Linked DNA regions of Homo sapiens: region 1 is linked to region 2. The links are chromatin loops, found by intact Hi-C in ENCODE. Cell type or tissue: CD4-positive, alpha-beta T cell. All regions are shown on one strand.

Region 1 (8,000 bases), 1.0 Mb before region 2:
GTGTCTTATCACAATAGCCTCCCCAGTGCCTGTCATGTCACAGGCATCCGTAATAATAGCTTATATTTTTTGAGCCCTCACCATGTGTCAGACTCTCTGCTAAGGGCATTTACTTTCTTTATTCTTTTTTAATCCTCAAGCAATTCTATGAAGTAGGTACGTTTTTTATTTCCATTACAGATGACAAAAGTGAGATGCAGACAGGTGAAATATCTGGTCCAAGATTGTATGGGATGTCAGAACTGGAGCTTAAATCCAGTGACTGACTTCAAAGCCTGAATTCTTACCCTTAGATTACACAACTTTGTTAAGATCAGGGGTGAAACAATGAATGCATGCATGCATAAAGAGGCCCTCCCTGCTTGGAGCTTTCCACCATCTTCCCTCACTCAGAATGGTAACTGGCAGGCCAGGTTAATGAAGAACAGTCTCCATGGCAACAAGTAAAGGGGGAAGAAACATTTTCTTATGAATGGGAAGCCTTTCCCTTTTGCCTTGCGTGGAGTGGTGGCTGGAGGGAGGGAAGGAGGCTGTACTCAGGGGAAGGAGGCTCCTAGTCCAGAGGTCGGTACATTGGCTTCTGTTCTTGGTAAGGAGGAAAAACCAGTCACTTTTTCCTAGCAGAGGCTTTTGGAGGGGGAGGGAATCCAGCATCACCCTTGCCTCCGTTGGGGAGGGGGACAAACGAGGAGCTCCAGCCCTGCTCTCCAGGGGCTCTTTGTCCAAGAGCAAACATTCCACTAGTTTCCTTGACCTCCTGAAACTGTCAATCTGATGGAAGACATAGACATTAAACACATCATTGTAAACAATTACAATGGGGCAAAATAGCATGAATGTGCAGTGCTAGGGAGAAGTGACAGGGTATAAGGGGCATGGGGAGATTGACAGGAGCTGGAGGTCAGGGTAGTCTTCCCTGAATGTGTGGTGTTTGAAGTGAGGAGCTAGTGGGCCAGTGGTTGGGAGTCTGGAGCATTGCCAAGCGTTAGGACTGGGGAAAGCCTAGACAAAAAGGGTGGGGCTGAGATGAGGGGCTGAGGGTAGGGGATGGGGTGGCAAGAGACAGGGTCTGTAGGCCAGAGAAGGAGCTTAAAATTTGTCCTGAAGGTGGTGGCAACTCTTTGCTGAATTTGAAGAGGGCAGTAGGTTATTAGATTGGCATTTTAATAAAGTCCATGAGGAGACTGGTTTGGGAGCAGCTATGGTTTTAATGTGTCCCCCAAATTTCATCTGTTGGAAACCGAATCCTCAAATTCGTATGTTGATGATATTTATGGGTGGGACCTTTGGAGGGTCATTAGGATTAGATAATATTATCAGGGTAGGACCCTGTGATAGGATTGGAGGCTTTACAAGAAGAGGAATGGAGACCTGAGCTGATGTGCGTGCTCTTGTCCTCTCACCATGTGATGCCTTCCACCACGTTATGATGCAGCAAGAAGGCCCTCACCAGATGCCAGCACCATGCTCTTGGATTTCCCAGCATCCAGAACTATGAGCTAAATAAATGTCTTTTTTAAAAAAATAAATTATGCATTCTGTGGTGTTCAGTTATAATCACAGAAAATGAACTAAGACAGGGGGCAAAGGGTTTCTGGGGCATCAGTCTGTAGCCTGTGGCACAACTCCAGGCACAGACCAGGAGTGAATCCTCATTCTTCTCAGCAGGGAAACCAACCCCCCTGGCATCGGCTTCAACATCCCCTTTTCTTCTCGCCCCCACATCCCCCAATCAGCTACAGGCTACATCTATCAGTTCTACTGTTTAAACATCTCTGCAATGTGTGTGTGCCCTTCGACCCTCTACAAAGGGAAACAACAGAAACAGTGGGAGAGTTTTAAGAAGTGTGAGAAGAGACATGATTGGATCCTTTTCACTGTGAATTATATCACCGATAGAAAACTGCCTAAGACATAAAATCTAGTGTCATGAATACAGTGAGTCCTTACTTAATGCTGTCAATAGGTGTTTGAAAACTGACTTTAGGCCGGGCGTGGTGGCTCACGCCTGTAATCCCAGCACTTTGGGAGGCCAAGGTGGGTGGATCACCTGAGGTCAGGAGTTTGAGACCAGCCTGGCCAGTGGCCAATGTGATGAAACTCCGTATCCACTAAAAAAAAAAAAAAAAAAAAAAAAAAAAATAGCTGGGTGAAGTGGCAGGCACCTGTAATCCCAGCTACTTGGGAGGCTGAGGCAGGAGAATCACTTGAACCCAGGAGGTGGAGGTTGCAGTGAGTCAAGATCGCGCCATTGCACTCCAGCCTGGGTGACAAGAGCAAAGTTCCATCTCAGAAAAAAAAAAAAAAAAAGAAGACTGACTTTAAATGAAATGACATATAAGGAAACCACCTTTTTTTCTCATCAACATTATAATGAAATGATGACATTGATTGAAACGATGTTATTTGAGGACCTGATGTATGTCCTTTCATTTCAGACTGCAGTTTCCAAGAACCTAAAAGGACATTAAGTGAGGACTTACTGTACTTATAAAGCCAACACCCATGTAACCATCACCTAGGTCAAGGGTGAGCACTGCCAGCATCCCAGAAGCAGACACTTGCCACCCGCAAGTGACAAGTGTGTTCTTCCTGTCTCCTTAGACTTTTATGATAAATACTTTTATTTTCCTTTGTAGTTTTGATACGGCTCTGATGACTGGAGGAACTCCAGGGTTCTTGGTCTTGCTCCAATAGGATTAACAACACGAACATACGTGGAGTAGTTTTAAGGAGTGAAAAGTTTAATAGGCAAGAAAGAAGGAAGGAAGAAGAGAATAGCCCCCCCATACAGAGACAGAGGGGGGGGATTTGAACAAAGAGAAAACCCCCTGTTTAGGGTGAGGGTGGTGGGAAGTAGCTGCTTATATGAGGAGGCTGAGGAGGTGGTGTCTGATTTCCATAGGGCCCAGGGGATTGGTTTGACCAGGTGTGTCATTTACAAACCCCGCAAAACACCTGGCCTTCCCACCTTAGTCCTTTAATATGCAAATGTGGGTCGCTATGATGTTCTGAACACAAGGTGTTATCTGGAGGTGGCCACGACACTCGGTACACCTGGTGACAGGGAAAAGACAGCAGGAATCTCCATATGAGTGAACCCAGTTTCTAATGGCCAGCATTTGCATGTCAAGGTTTGCCAGCCTGGCCCTTTAAGCAGCCTTTTCTGTTAGAAAAGAGATGGTTTGGGGGCTTGTTTTTTATTGCAGGAAAATTTCCACCAAGAACCTTTACCCTTACTATCTGCCTAAAAATTATTTCTTAATAATTCCTGTATTAGTTTTACTAAGTATCCATTTTACCTATGCATGCAGACCTCTCTAGGTTGCCGTGTGGCTGGAGAAAGGATGGAAGAGAGAAGGGGAAGGTTTTCAGCAGCCTTCTGCCTTCCAGGGATGGAGACTGGACCCTTGGGGATCTGGCCAGGATTCCCTGGGCCTGACCAGTTGGCCCAGGTTTGGTCTCCTCTATGCCAATGACTCCTCACGGGAAGCAAGACTTTCATGAGTGCCGGATTTCAGGGTGCCATTCACTGCTGCAGCCCTCCCAACTTCCCCTGAGAAGGAGCAGGAGAGGTCAATTTTCTCATTTCAGTTGGGAAAATGCAGTTAGAGAAAACGAGAGACATCCAAGGCAACAAGGTCAGTAAATAGGAAAGGATCAGCCCTTTGAACTTAGCTGTATCTGGCTCAGTCCAGTCTTCTTCTTCTTCTTCCTTCTTCTTCCCTCTTCCCTCTTCCCTCTTCCCTCCTCCTCCTCCTCCTCCTCTTCCTTCTCCTTCTTCTTCTTCTTCTGACACAGTCTCACTCTGTGCCCCAGGCTGGAGTGCAGCAGCATGATCTTGGTGCACAGCAACCTTCATCTCCTGGATTCAAGCGATTCTCCTGCCTCAACCTCCTGAGTAGCTGGGATTACAGGTGCCCACCACCACATCCGACTAAGTTTTGTAATTTTAGTAGAGATGGGGATTCATCATGTTGGCCAGGCTGGTCTCTAACTCCTGATCTGAGGTGATCCACCTGCCTTGGCTCCCAAAGTCCTAGGATTACAGCCATGAGCCACTGCACCCAGCCTAGTCTAGCATTTTTTGTTTTGTTTTGTTTTTTTGAGACAGAGTCTCGCTGTGTTGCTCAGGCTGGAGTGCAGTGGCACGATCTCAGCTCACTGCAACCTCCGCCTCCCGGGTTCAAGCGAGGCTCCTGCCTCAGCCTCCTGAGTAGCTGGGATTACAGGTGCGCACCACCATGCCTGGGTAATTTTTGTATTTTTAGTACAGACTACTAAAAATACAAAACTCCTGACCTCAGGTGATCCACCTACTTCAGCCTCCTTAGTCCCGTGTTTTTATCTCTCCCTGTAGCAGAGTCCTGCACCCCTTCCCTCTGCAACCGGTGAGCCTGGTGTCAGGAAGAGAATGGTTTCGTGGAGCTGAGTCCAGTGCCCTCAGGGTGCGGAGGTGTAGGAGCTTGAACTGGCCACACGGTGGTGCCAAACACCAGGTCTTCGCATTTATGTTTCCCAGCCCTTCTGGGCGTCCCTGATGCCCTCAATAAACTCTGCCTGGTTCCCAGGGCACAGGGCTAAGGGCCTCCAAAGGGGAGGGGAGGGGAGGGGAGGGGAGGGGATACCCACCCTTCCCCCAGCCAGACCTTGCAGGGGAGGCAGGAGCGGGGCTGCGGAGGGCGCCTCAACTTTACCCAAACCCACCCCGCCTTTCGTTCTCCGTCTTCCTTCTCTCCCAAGCCAGAAACCTGTCCCCTCTTGCCTTGGGCCACCATCGCAGGGCCTCCTGAAGGCAGATTCTGGGGAGGGGAGGGGGAACAGGGAAAGCAGAAAGGTGGCTGGATGGCAAAGGGCAGCTGTCACCCCGGCTGGCCTGGGGTCCTCGGGGACTTAGAGTCTGGGCCCAGCCCATGCCTCCCCTCCTTTTCCCCTTCAGTGGCCTCCAGGCCTCTCTCCACATCGCCAGGCTGGAGTGCAGTGGCGCTATCTTGGCTCACTGCAACCTCCGCCTCCCGGGTTCAAGCGATTCTCCTGCTTCAGCCTCCCGAGTAGCTGGAACTACAGGCGCCCGCCACCACCCCCGGCTAATTTTTGTATTTTTAGTAGAGATGGGGTTTCACCATATTAGCCAGGATGGTCTCGATCTCTTGACCTTGTGATCTGCCCGCCTCGGCCTCCCAAAGTGCTGGGATTACAGGCGTGAGTCACCGCGCCTGGTCCCCTGTCTTCTTTAAGAAAGCTCAGCGGACCTTTTTCCTTCTTGGGGTGGAACAAAAAGCCAAATCTAGCACAACCCTGGGCAGGGGCCCAGAATCACTGGAAGCAAAGGTGGATGGGATAGGAGGCGAGGCTGCCTGTGGACCACAGGCCCGGCCCGAGTGGCTCTGATGAGAAGCCGGGGCGCCTAGGTCACCGCCCCCACCGTCTGCCCTTCCCCCCACTCCTCCTGGCTGGGTAAATCCCAGAGTCTCAGCCGCCTAAGTGTCTTCCCCGGAGGTGAGATTATCTCCGCCTGTGCTGGACACCTCCCTTTCTCCTGCAGCCATGGATGCCGCTCTGCTCCTGAACGTGGAAGGGGTCAAGAAAACCATTCTGCACGGGGGCACGGGCGAGCTCCCAAACTTCATCACCGGATCCCGAGTGAGTGGGGCCCCTCCGGAGCAGACAGGGTCCCCCACAGCAGCTTTCAACATTCCAGGTGTGCCCCAAGGCACTGTAAACAGCTTTCAGCTGTGCCAAAAAAACAGCCAGGCAGCCCCAGCGCTGGGCCTCCGGGGAGCTCCCAGCGTTTACCCATTCAGGGGGCATTTTTGGTACTTTGCAGATTCAACTTTAGCATGGGCTGAGGGGAAGGGCTTTTGGGAATTTTCTGGGGCCCTAAATGTTGAGTGAGAAGAAAGGGAGTCCGAGGAGTCTTGGTATTTGTCCCCAAATGTCTGTTAGGCTTCCCTGGACTGAAGGGTGCGTCTGTGGCTACAGAATTCGGGCTTTGGCCAGGCGAGGCGGCTCCCGCCTGTAATCCCAGCACTTTGGGAGGCCAAGATGGGCAGATCATGAGGTCAAGAGTTCGAGACCAGCCTGACCAACATGTGAAACCCCATCTCTACTGAAAATACAAAAATTAGCCAGATGTGCTGGGCGCCTGTAATCCCAGTTCAGATACTCAGGAGACTGAGGCAGGAGAATCACTTGAGCCCAGGAGGTGGAGGTTGCAGTGAGCCGAGATCATACCACTGCACTCCAACCTGGGCAACAGAGTGAGACTCTGTCTCAGAAAAAAAAAAAAAAAAAAGAACTCGGGCTTACTTGAGGAAGGATTTCTGGACGCACAGGGCTGTGGGGAGTGGAATGGGGTCTGTAGGGAGGGGTGGGTCCCTCCTCCCTGGGGGGTGCAGGCAGGGTGGAGGTGCTCCAGGGGTCTGAGGCATCTGATGGGGTGAACTGAGTGAGCTGACCCTGGGGACAGCCCTGGGTGTCGGTGGCAAGGGGGTGGCTTCTGCCGGGCCTTGAACAGTGTGTCTAGAGCAGAGTGCACCGTCTCGGTGACTAGGTGATCTTTCATTTCCGCACCATGAAATGTGATGAGGAGCGGACAGTCATTGACGACAGTCGGCAGGTGGGCCAGCCCATGCACATCATCATCGGAAACATGTTCAAGCTCGAGGTCTGGGAGATCCTGCTTACCTCCATGCGGGTGCACGAGGTGGCCGAGTTCTGGTGCGACACCATCGTAAGTAGGCCCTGCGCGCCTGTCTCCTGGGACTAGTCTTTTCTGGGCTCACCCACCCGCTTTGCGGGGCTGCTGTGTTTCGGGAAAGCTGGGACTCAAGCGAAGCTTTGCAAAGCCAGTCCTGCAAACTTATTCCCCACCGCTGTGCATGTGAAGATGGAGGGAACAAGGGCTGGAAGGGGTGACCCATGCTGTGGCTGGCTGGTGGGGAGCAGGGCTATGACCAGCAGGAGTGAGCTGGCCCACTTCACAGTCCTCACATCTGTGTGTGTGTGTGTGTGTGTGTGTGTGTGTGTGTGTGTGTGTGAGAGAGAGAGAGAGAGAGAGAGAGATAGGGTCTCGCTCTGTCACCCAGGCTGGAGTGCAGTAGCGTAATTATGGCTCACTGCAGCCTCAACTTCCCGGGCTCAGGTGATCCTCCCACTTCAGCCTTCCAAGTAGTTGGGACTACAGGTGCACCACCACACCTCATTTTTGTATTTTTTGTAGAGACAGAGTTTTGCCACGTTGGCCAGGCTAGTCCTAAACTCTTGGGCTTAAGCAATCCTCCTGTCTCGGCCTCCCAGAGTGCTGGAATTATAGGCATGAGCCATCTTGCCCGGCTAAGTCCTTGCTTTTTATACAGCATGATTAGATCTGGAGATTTTATACAGCATGATTAGAGCAGCACTGGTCACTTTTTTGCCCTCCTCCTCACATTGCAAGTTTGCCCTCCTATTTATGGCACTCCGTAAATTACTCCTATAAGTTAGCTTCCTTGCCTTATGGCAAAACTCACTGACCTTTAGGCAACGTTTCTTATGGGAACTTTCAAACATATACAAAAGTCAGCAGAAAGAATAATGAACTTACGAGTACCTGTCACCCAGTGCCGGCCACCATCAACCCGCGGCTGGTCTTGCTTCATCTCCCAACCCACCCACTTCCCTTCCTTGTCCTGCGTGGTTAAACCAAATGCCAGACACCATATCATTTCATCTGTAAATACTAAAATTTGTATCTCTAAAATATGAGGATATCCCAGCACTTTGGGAGACTGAGGCGGGCAGATCACGAGGTCAGGAGTTGGAGACCAGCCTGACCAACATGGTGAAACCCCGTCTCTACCAAAAATACAAAAATTAGCTGGGCGTGGTGGCACATGCCTGTAATCCCAGCTACTCAGGAGGCTGAGGCAGGAGAATCACTTGAACCCGGGAGGCAGAGGTTGCAGTGAGCTAAGATCATGCCACTGAACTCCAGTCTGGCGACAGAGTGAGACTCCATC
Region 2 (8,000 bases):
TAATCCTGATTGGAGGAAAGGTCACAGTATTCCAGTAGCTAAATACAGGTAAGGAAGGACTACCACTAGGGGTTACCTTGGTTGATCAGCTCCTGTTGAATTTCCTCCAGCACAGCCATGTCTATCAGCTCCTCCAGCTGGAAGAGAAAGGAGCGGCATCAGAAGTTTGAAGTATTAATCACCAACCAAGCCCCACAGTGATTCATACTTGGAGGCTGGCTTGAAGAACCCAGATTTATTGGACAAAATCAGTCCAGTCCTCCTGCAGAATATGCTGACAGTGGGGTAATGCTGTCATGCTGACAAGCCATCAACAAATGATCCAACTATCCAGTGACAAAATAATGGTACCCAATTTTGGAGAGACGATATAGGGTAGCAGTTAGGTACATATTCTTCCAAGGCTACGTAACCACATGAAAAGTTCCTAATCTCTGCAAATCTCAGTTTTGGCCTCTGTAAAGTGGGAATAAAATCTATCTAAGAGGGTTACTGTGAGTACTAGTTGTGGTGATATAAGGCAAACATTGGTGTACTGCAGGACACACAAAAGCCACTGAATAATGCATCATTATTACACAGGGTGTTGATGGTTTCAAACAGTTGCCCACATTTTCTTACACAGTCCTTACAATGCTGAAAACATTATCTTCTCATTTTATAAATGTGAAAACTAAACCTCAAAGAGGCAAACTGAAGTTAACAGTCAATAGCCAAACCAGGATTTGAATTCTGGAACTCCTGACTTCGAATCCAGTGTTCTTCCTGATACACTATAAATGGTTTTCCCTTCCACACATGGCTGCCAACGTTGGCTGAGATTAGAATCGGAAAGTTTCTGGAGACCTTTTTAGAAAGAGATTCCTGACGTGGGCAGATCACTAGAGGTCAGGCGTTCAAGACCAGCCTGGCCAACATGGTGAAACCCCATCCCTGCTAAAACAGAAACAAAATTAGCCGGGCATGGTGGCACACATCTGTAATCCCAGCTACTTGGGAGGCTGAGACAGGAGAATCGTTTGAACCCAGGAGGTGGAGGTTGCAGTGAGCCGAGATCTTGCCACTGCACTCCAGCCTGGGCGACAGAGCAAGACAGAAAAAAAAAAAGAGCGAGAGAGAGGGAGAGAAAGAGATTCCTAGCCTATGCCTACTGAATCATAATTTCCAAGGGTGGAGGCAAGAAATGAAATTTCTTTCTTTTTAGTTTCATAAATGATGATGTTGCAGTGATGAGCAGGTCTACGGTCTGGTATTTCAGACCATTTCATCTAGACAAGTCTAACATTAAGTGTAGAAAAGCCTGGGTTAAAGGCTGTTGAATTCTAAATGGGGTTAGGGGAATGGTGGGTTTAGAGGACTCAAGTAAACAAATAAAAGAGGACACGAGCCGTTCTTGGTGGTGCAGTCCCCCTCCCTGAAAACACATAGCCCAGCCTGACCTGAGCCAAGTCTTCTGGACAATTCTCCACTGACTGCAAAGCATTCCACTCTTCTTCCATCACCTCTTGAACTAGAAAGCTGTTCTGAGAATTCCCTGGCCCACTGCTTCCAGCCTGGCGGTACCTGTTTAGGAGCCTGTCCCGGCTGTTTCTCATTCTCTCCAGGCATCTCTGGGAAAAAAGAGCAAGATTGGGGGGGAAAAAAAAAGCATTTCTATTTTTAAAAAACACTCTTACATTAGTTGAGAAAACATTAAAGAAAGTTTATAGACACAAAATTTCAATGATAATACTAACTAGTGTTACTTTTGCATATTCCTCTGTAGAGATACATAAAATTACAATGCTTTGTACACGTATTTACAAAGAACCATATTTTTTATTCTAGCTTGCCAGTTTCCTTAATGGTTGTGTGCATAATATCTCAGCATCCAATGTCCTATTACAGAACATTTATATTCCTTCCAAATTCTTGCTACTCTAGATATGGCTGGGTAACGGCCTTCCTGCACAGCAGCGTTTCTGAACTCAGGGAGGTTTTGTCCCCCAAGGAACATTTGGCAATGCTTGGAGACATTTCTGGTTGTCACAATTCTAGTTATAGGACTATTAGCATCTAGTGGGTGGAGGCCCGAGACGTGGCTTAAACAACCCTCCACAACATATAAATATCTCCCTCAAAATGTCCATTGTCAAGGCTGAGAAACTCTGCTGTATCTGCTATCTTTCTTGCGTCGGGTTACTTTCTTGGACATTACTTACTAATAACCACACTGTGTTCAGAAGAGGCCAGAACTGAGGTGGAGCCCTCTTCTAAGCCTCATTTTACTACTCTCTAGAATAGAAATCATCTCTATCTCACAAGACGAACGTAGACAAAGTGCCTCTCTCGGTGGCCACCTCCGCAGCAACAGTAGGTAGTGTTATTGCAGAGGTGCAAACGGTGATGTCCTGACCACAATTTAAATTCAAAACAAAATCGAATCCAAAAACAAGGCTTTCTAGGACTTGACCGACCCGGGCTAATCCCACACTCTACAGTCAGCAGGCCTGGGTTTGACCAGACCAGGCGCGCTGCGGCACCTGCTCCACGGAGCAGGGCTAAGGCGAAGGCAGGGAAGACGGCGGTCACCGGGACGATCTAGGGTAGACCACTGCACAAACCCCATACCCACCTGCCGGAAAGCCTCTTTCCAAGGCGGCGAGCCCACCAGTTTGTACAGGGAGCGGCGCGGAGACCTCAACGACTCCGCCATCTCCTCTTCGCGGGAGACAAAGCCACAAGACCCGTTCCCTGGAGGCGCGCACAGACCCCTGGGAGGTGTACTTTCCGGGTGCAGACCGCGAATGGATCGCAGCGTATTCTGGGAAGTGTTGTTTTATCGACCGGCCCCACGTGGAGACAGATTTAGGCATCCAAGCGAAATGCGTGAGGCCAGCCCGACCTGCACTGAGGGAGGTAAGTCTTGAGGGAAAGTTCTGGATGCCTGGGTTTACCCAGATGGAGGTGTCCAATAGGCAATTAGATACACAAGTCTCAGGCTCTCCCCAGGTGCTAGATTTCCAGCAGCACCACCATTATGTTGACTTCTCGTCCCGCCCCCTTGGGCTTCAGAAATAATGGTGATTGGCTTTCCCTTGGTGACGCCCCTGCTTGGTGGGCTGGCCTCGCCTTCGCCCCCCGACCTGGCACGAGCCTCTCGAGCTTCCGGGCCGTCTGCTCGGTGATTGGCCGAAACAGTGAGTGGACGGCCGCGGATTGGCTGTGCTCAGCGGCGGGCTGAGCAACTGGAGTGAGGGGAGCAGTTGGGCCAAGATGGCGGCCGCCGAGGGACCGGTGGGCGACGGCGAGCTGTGGCAGACCTGGCTTCCTAACCACGTCGTGTTCTTGCGGCTCCGGGAGGGACTGAAAAACCAGAGTCCAACCGAAGCTGAGAAACCAGCTTCTTCGTCGTTGCCTTCGTCGCCGCCGCCGCAGTTGCTGACGAGAAACGTGGTCTTTGGCCTCGGCGGAGAGCTTTTCCTGTGGGACGGAGAAGACAGCTCCTTCTTAGTCGTTCGCCTTCGGGGCCCCAGCGGCGGCGGCGAAGAGCCCGCCCTGTCCCAGTACCAGGTAATGCCAGGCCGATCTTGGAAGTGACCCTCACCGGGATCGGAACCAGTCTTTTTTGTTCCTTGCTCCTCTTGGCTGTTTTTCATCTTGTGGCAGGCGTTCCAGCGGATTGACTCCGACGCTGCCATACGCGGTCGCGGGGACTCAGGCTCTCTCGATGCTTACGGCCTGGAGGCCTGGGAGGAAGGAAAGGGTCATTGAATATTCAATAAAAATACTAGTGACGGATGAGTGCTCTGGAGAAAAACAAAGCGGGCTAAAGGGGTTGAGAACGAGTGGGCGGAGTTGCTATTTTTAGTTTCGTCGAGAGAAACCTGTTTCCTGATGTGACGCTTATAATAGGTTAGATCGTAACTTTCTCTTGCGTTGTGCACAGCAAGTCAGGTTGCAGGTTTCAAAGCACCACGCTTCATGCTTGACATGGAGGAGGAAGTCTCTGTTAATTCTTACCCCCGTAACGCCCGCTTTAGAAAATAAAGCCATACCCAAAATGGGGATTTTTGTTTTTGATTAGCCGACAGCATGTGAAAATGGGTGTGATCCAGAAAGTATTACACACTTGCCGTGGTCAAATATTGGTTTATGGAAATGTTTATTTGTAATACACAGATTCTCTTAAAGATGAAAAAGAGCTTGGTACTCATTCTAAGGTATGACATCTGTTGTGTGCCCGGTCCAATTCTTGTTACCGAGAAGTGATTTAATTTTAATAAGACGCTAGCAATGCTTCTGCAGTTTTGAAAATAGGGCAGGAGTCTACAGTCTACTTATTTACCCAATTTCAGTTAAAAAGAATTATGAAGGCCGGGCGCGGTGGCTCACGCCTGCAGTCCCAACACTGGGAGGCAGAGGCAGGTGGATCACCTGAAGTCAGGAATTCGAGACCAGCCTGGCCAACATGGTGAAACCCCGTCTCTACTAAAAATACAAAAATTAGCCAGGTGTAGTGGCGCGCCCTTGTAATCCCAGCTACTCAGGTGCCTGAGGCAGGAGAATCGCTTGAACCTGGGAGGAGGAGGTTGCAGTGAGCTGAGATCACGCCCCTGCACTACAGCCTGGGCAACAGAGCAAGACTGTGTCTCAAAAAATAATAATAATTACCAAATGTGCAGCACGCAGTATTCTAATAACATTCTATACTGCTGTGTAGCATTTGACATAATCATAACTTAATTATTTATAATTATTTTGTGTCTTTTTTTTTTTTTTGAGATGGAGTTTCGCTCTTGTTGCCCAGGCTGGAGTGCAATGGCGCCATCTCGGCTCACCGCAACCTCCACCTTCCAGTTTCAAGCGATTCTTCTGCCTCAGCCCCCCCCGCGAGTAGCTGGGATTACAGGTATCTGCCACCACGCCCGACTAATTTTTGTGTTTTTAGTAGAGACGGGGTTTCGCCATGTTGGCCAGGCTGGTCTTGAACTCCTGACCTCGTGATCTGCTGGCTTTGGCCTCCCAAAGTGTTGGGATTACAGGCGTGAGCCACTGCGCCCGGCTGTTTTTGTTTTGTTTTGTTTTGAGGCAGGATCTCGCTCTGTTGCCCAGGCTGGAGTGCAGTGGTGCAATCTCAGCTAACTGCAACCTCCACCTCATGGATTCAAGCGATTCTCCTGCCTCAGCCTCTTGAGTAGTTGGGATTACAGGCCCACTCCACCGTACCCGGCTACTTTTTGTATTTTTAGTGGAGACGGGGTTTCACCATGTTAACCAGGCTGATCTGGAACTCCTGGCCTCAGGTGATCCACCCGTCTTGGCCTCCCAAAGTGCTGGCATTTCAGCCGTGAGCCATGGCACTCTGCCTCTGTCTTCTTTTCTAGACTGTAAGCTCCAAGGCAGGGGCTGGGTCTGCCCTTGTCATTTTTTAAAAACGTATTTTATTTTTTATTTTTGAAATGGGGTCTTTCTCTGTTGCCCAGGCTGGAGTGCAGTGGTGTGATCACGGCTCATTGGAGCCTCTACTGTCAGGGGTCGAGTGATCCTCCCACCTCAGCGCCTGGAAGTAGCTGGGACTACAGGCATGTGCCACCACGCCTGGCTATTTACTTATTTTTGTATGTCCAGCATACAGAAATGCTGGAGTGCCCAGAATTTATAAGCTTTCAGTAAATATTGGTGACTATCTCAATAACCTTCACTCCTCCAAAATCTCAAAACCTTAGAGATGGGGAAGAAAGCAGCTTATCATGAGTTGTAACTTTGGATGTTAAAAGCAAGCATGAGTAAGCTGGGTGTGGTAGCTGTAGCCTATAATCAGCACTTTAGGAGGCCAAGGTGGAGGCAGGTGGATCTTGTGAGCACGGGAACAGGTGTTCAGACCAGCCTGGGCAACATGACGAAACCCCCATCTCTACAAAAAAAACCTTTTTAATTAGCTGGGAGTGATGGTGCACACCTGTAGTCCCAGCTCCTCTGGAAGCTGAGGTGGGGAGGACACTTGAACCCCCATAGTAAAGTCTGCAGTGGGCTGCCACTGCACTCCAGCCTGGGTGACAGCAAGACTCTGTCTCAAAAAAAAAAAAAAAAATTTGTGAGTTAATGGTACAAGTGTGAGTACTTATCCAGAGTTTTATTATCCTATAATTGTAGTAAACTAAGTATTACTGTGATTTCAAGTAACTGCCACCTATATTTAAATTAAAATTAACTATGTTGACTGGTTTGCTCTAATTTTCAGAGATTGCTTTGCATAAATCCACCCCTGTTTGAAATCTATCAAGTCTTGTTAAGCCCAACACAACATCATGTAGCACTTATAGGAATAAAAGGACTTATGGTATTAGAATTACCTAAAAGATGGGGGAAGAATTCTGAATTTGAAGGTGGAAAATCAACAGTGAATTGTAGGTAAGTTGTATACTATTTATCTGTATAATTTATTATATATACAGAAAATTGTTCAAGACTAGTGGTTCTTAAGCATGTTTAGTATACTACTCTTAAAACATTAAAACACTCCTCGTGGTCTGCAGACTGGCTTCTGTGTTATCAATGTTCATAGTATATGTGTAATTGATTGTACTTTATTCTGCCTGAAGTACCACGTTGCTGTCTCATTTGAGGCTAGGCCATTCTTTCGATTAGGTAGAAGTAAGATTTTGTAAAACCAGTTATCTGTCAGCCAGAAGTTTGCCAGAAGTGTAAGTATTTTATGTGTGTGTGTGTGTGTGTATGTGTGTATATATATATATACTTTTTTTTTTTTTTTTTTTTTTGAGATGGAGTCTTGCTCTGTCACCCAGGCTGGAGTGCAGTGGCACAATCTCGGCTCACTGCAAGCTCCGCCTCCTGGATTCAAGCGATTCTTCTGCCTCAGCCTCCCGAGTAACTGGGATTACAGGCAAGCGCTACCATGCCCAGCTAATTTTTGTATTTTTAGTAGAGACGGGGTTTCACCATGTTGACCAAGCTGGTCTTGAACTCCTGACCTCAAGTGATCCACCCACCTTAGCCTCCCAAAGTGCCGGGGTTATAGGTGTGAGCCACCGCACCTGGCCTATTTTTATATAATTTCTTTTTCAACAAATCCAGAAAAGTGAATCTGAAAGATCTACTGAAAAGAGTACAGATGCTTTTCAACTTACGATTGGGTTATGTCCCGATAAACCCAGTGTAAGTTGAAAATGGATTTATTGCTGACAACACAGCAGAGGATCCCCGATTTAGGATGGTTCAACGTAGGATTTTTCAACATTATGATGGGTAACCCCATCATAAGTCGTAAGGAGCTCCTCAGTTTATGTTGGCTTATGTACTGGTAAACCCATTGTAAAGTTGGGGATCATCTGTATAAGGTAGAAACTGCTTTTAGCTCCGCAACTTATAAGTTGAGTCCCCTTAAACTGTTTACCTTCTAAATCTGTTTCCTCATTTTAAAAATAGGATTGATAATATCTGCCCTTGTAATTTCCTTACAGGGTTAGTAAAAAGATCAAATGAGATACTATATCTGAAAACACTTGTACTGTATAAATATGTATCAATCCTAAGTCAAACCATCCTAAAATGTATATATACGTATGAAATATGCTATAATTTGGAGCCAGGCACGATGGCTCACACCTGTAATCCCAGCACTTTGGGAGGCCGAGGCAGGTGGATCACCTGAGCTCAGGAGCTTGAGACCACCCTGGGCAACATGGTGAAACCTCATTTCTACTAAAATACAAAAAATAAGTGGGGTGTGGTGGCACACGCCTGTAGTCCCAGCTACTCAGGAGGTTAAGGCACAAGTATTGATTAAATCCAGGAGGCGGAGGTTGCAGTGAGCAAAGATCACGCCACTGCACTCCAGCTTGGGCCACAGAGTGAGACTTCATCTCAAATAAATAAACAAATAAAATTTAAATAAATAATTTAAATTATTAAAATAAATAAATTATTTATTTATTTTGAGACAGAGTCTGGCTCTGTAGCCCAAGCTGGAGTGCAGTGGCGTGATCTCAGCTCACTGC

Evidence for each region. A loop is a pair of places that touch in the nucleus more often than their neighbours do. Peaks named below come from ENCODE experiments on the same cell type or tissue, not always from the same donor. Only the 100,000 strongest peaks of a DNase experiment are listed, where the experiment ranks them.
Region 1: a loop joins it to region 2, with 13 times the contacts of the local background. A loop is called at or near these places in 2 of 110 quality-filtered maps.

What each region holds. Positions count from the first base shown.
Region 1 is chr17:6,432,652-6,440,651 of GRCh38, reverse strand. AIPL1 (AIP like 1 HSP90 co-chaperone) reads left to right here and starts at 5,531. Exons shown (of 6, transcript NM_014336.5): 1 at 5,531-5,643; 2 at 6,554-6,733. The coding sequence starts at 5,548. LOC107985017 (a long non-coding RNA gene) reads left to right here. Exons shown (of 3, transcript XR_001752776.2): 3 at 3,315-3,354. In CD4-positive, alpha-beta T cell, a CTCF peak has its summit at 4,475 (motif pointing right); a DNase peak (open chromatin) is centred at 4,481; H3K27me3 peaks cover 1,073 bases.
Region 2 is chr17:5,414,906-5,422,905 of GRCh38, reverse strand. It overlaps NUP88 (nucleoporin 88), which reads left to right and starts at 3,244. Exons shown (of 17, transcript NM_002532.6): 1 at 3,244-3,552; 2 at 6,224-6,393. The coding sequence starts at 3,256. RPAIN (RPA interacting protein) reads right to left here and starts at 2,724. Exons shown (of 7, transcript NM_001033002.4): 1 at 2,615-2,724; 2 at 1,440-1,610; 3 at 77-137. The coding sequence starts at 2,695. RefSeq lists enhancers at 2,453-2,672, 2,683-2,802, 2,532-3,069, 3,070-3,607, 3,243-3,882. In CD4-positive, alpha-beta T cell, no CTCF peak of the experiment used is centred here; DNase peaks (open chromatin) are centred at 2,785, 3,125 and 3,905; H3K4me3 peaks cover 2,923 bases; H3K27ac peaks cover 2,556 bases.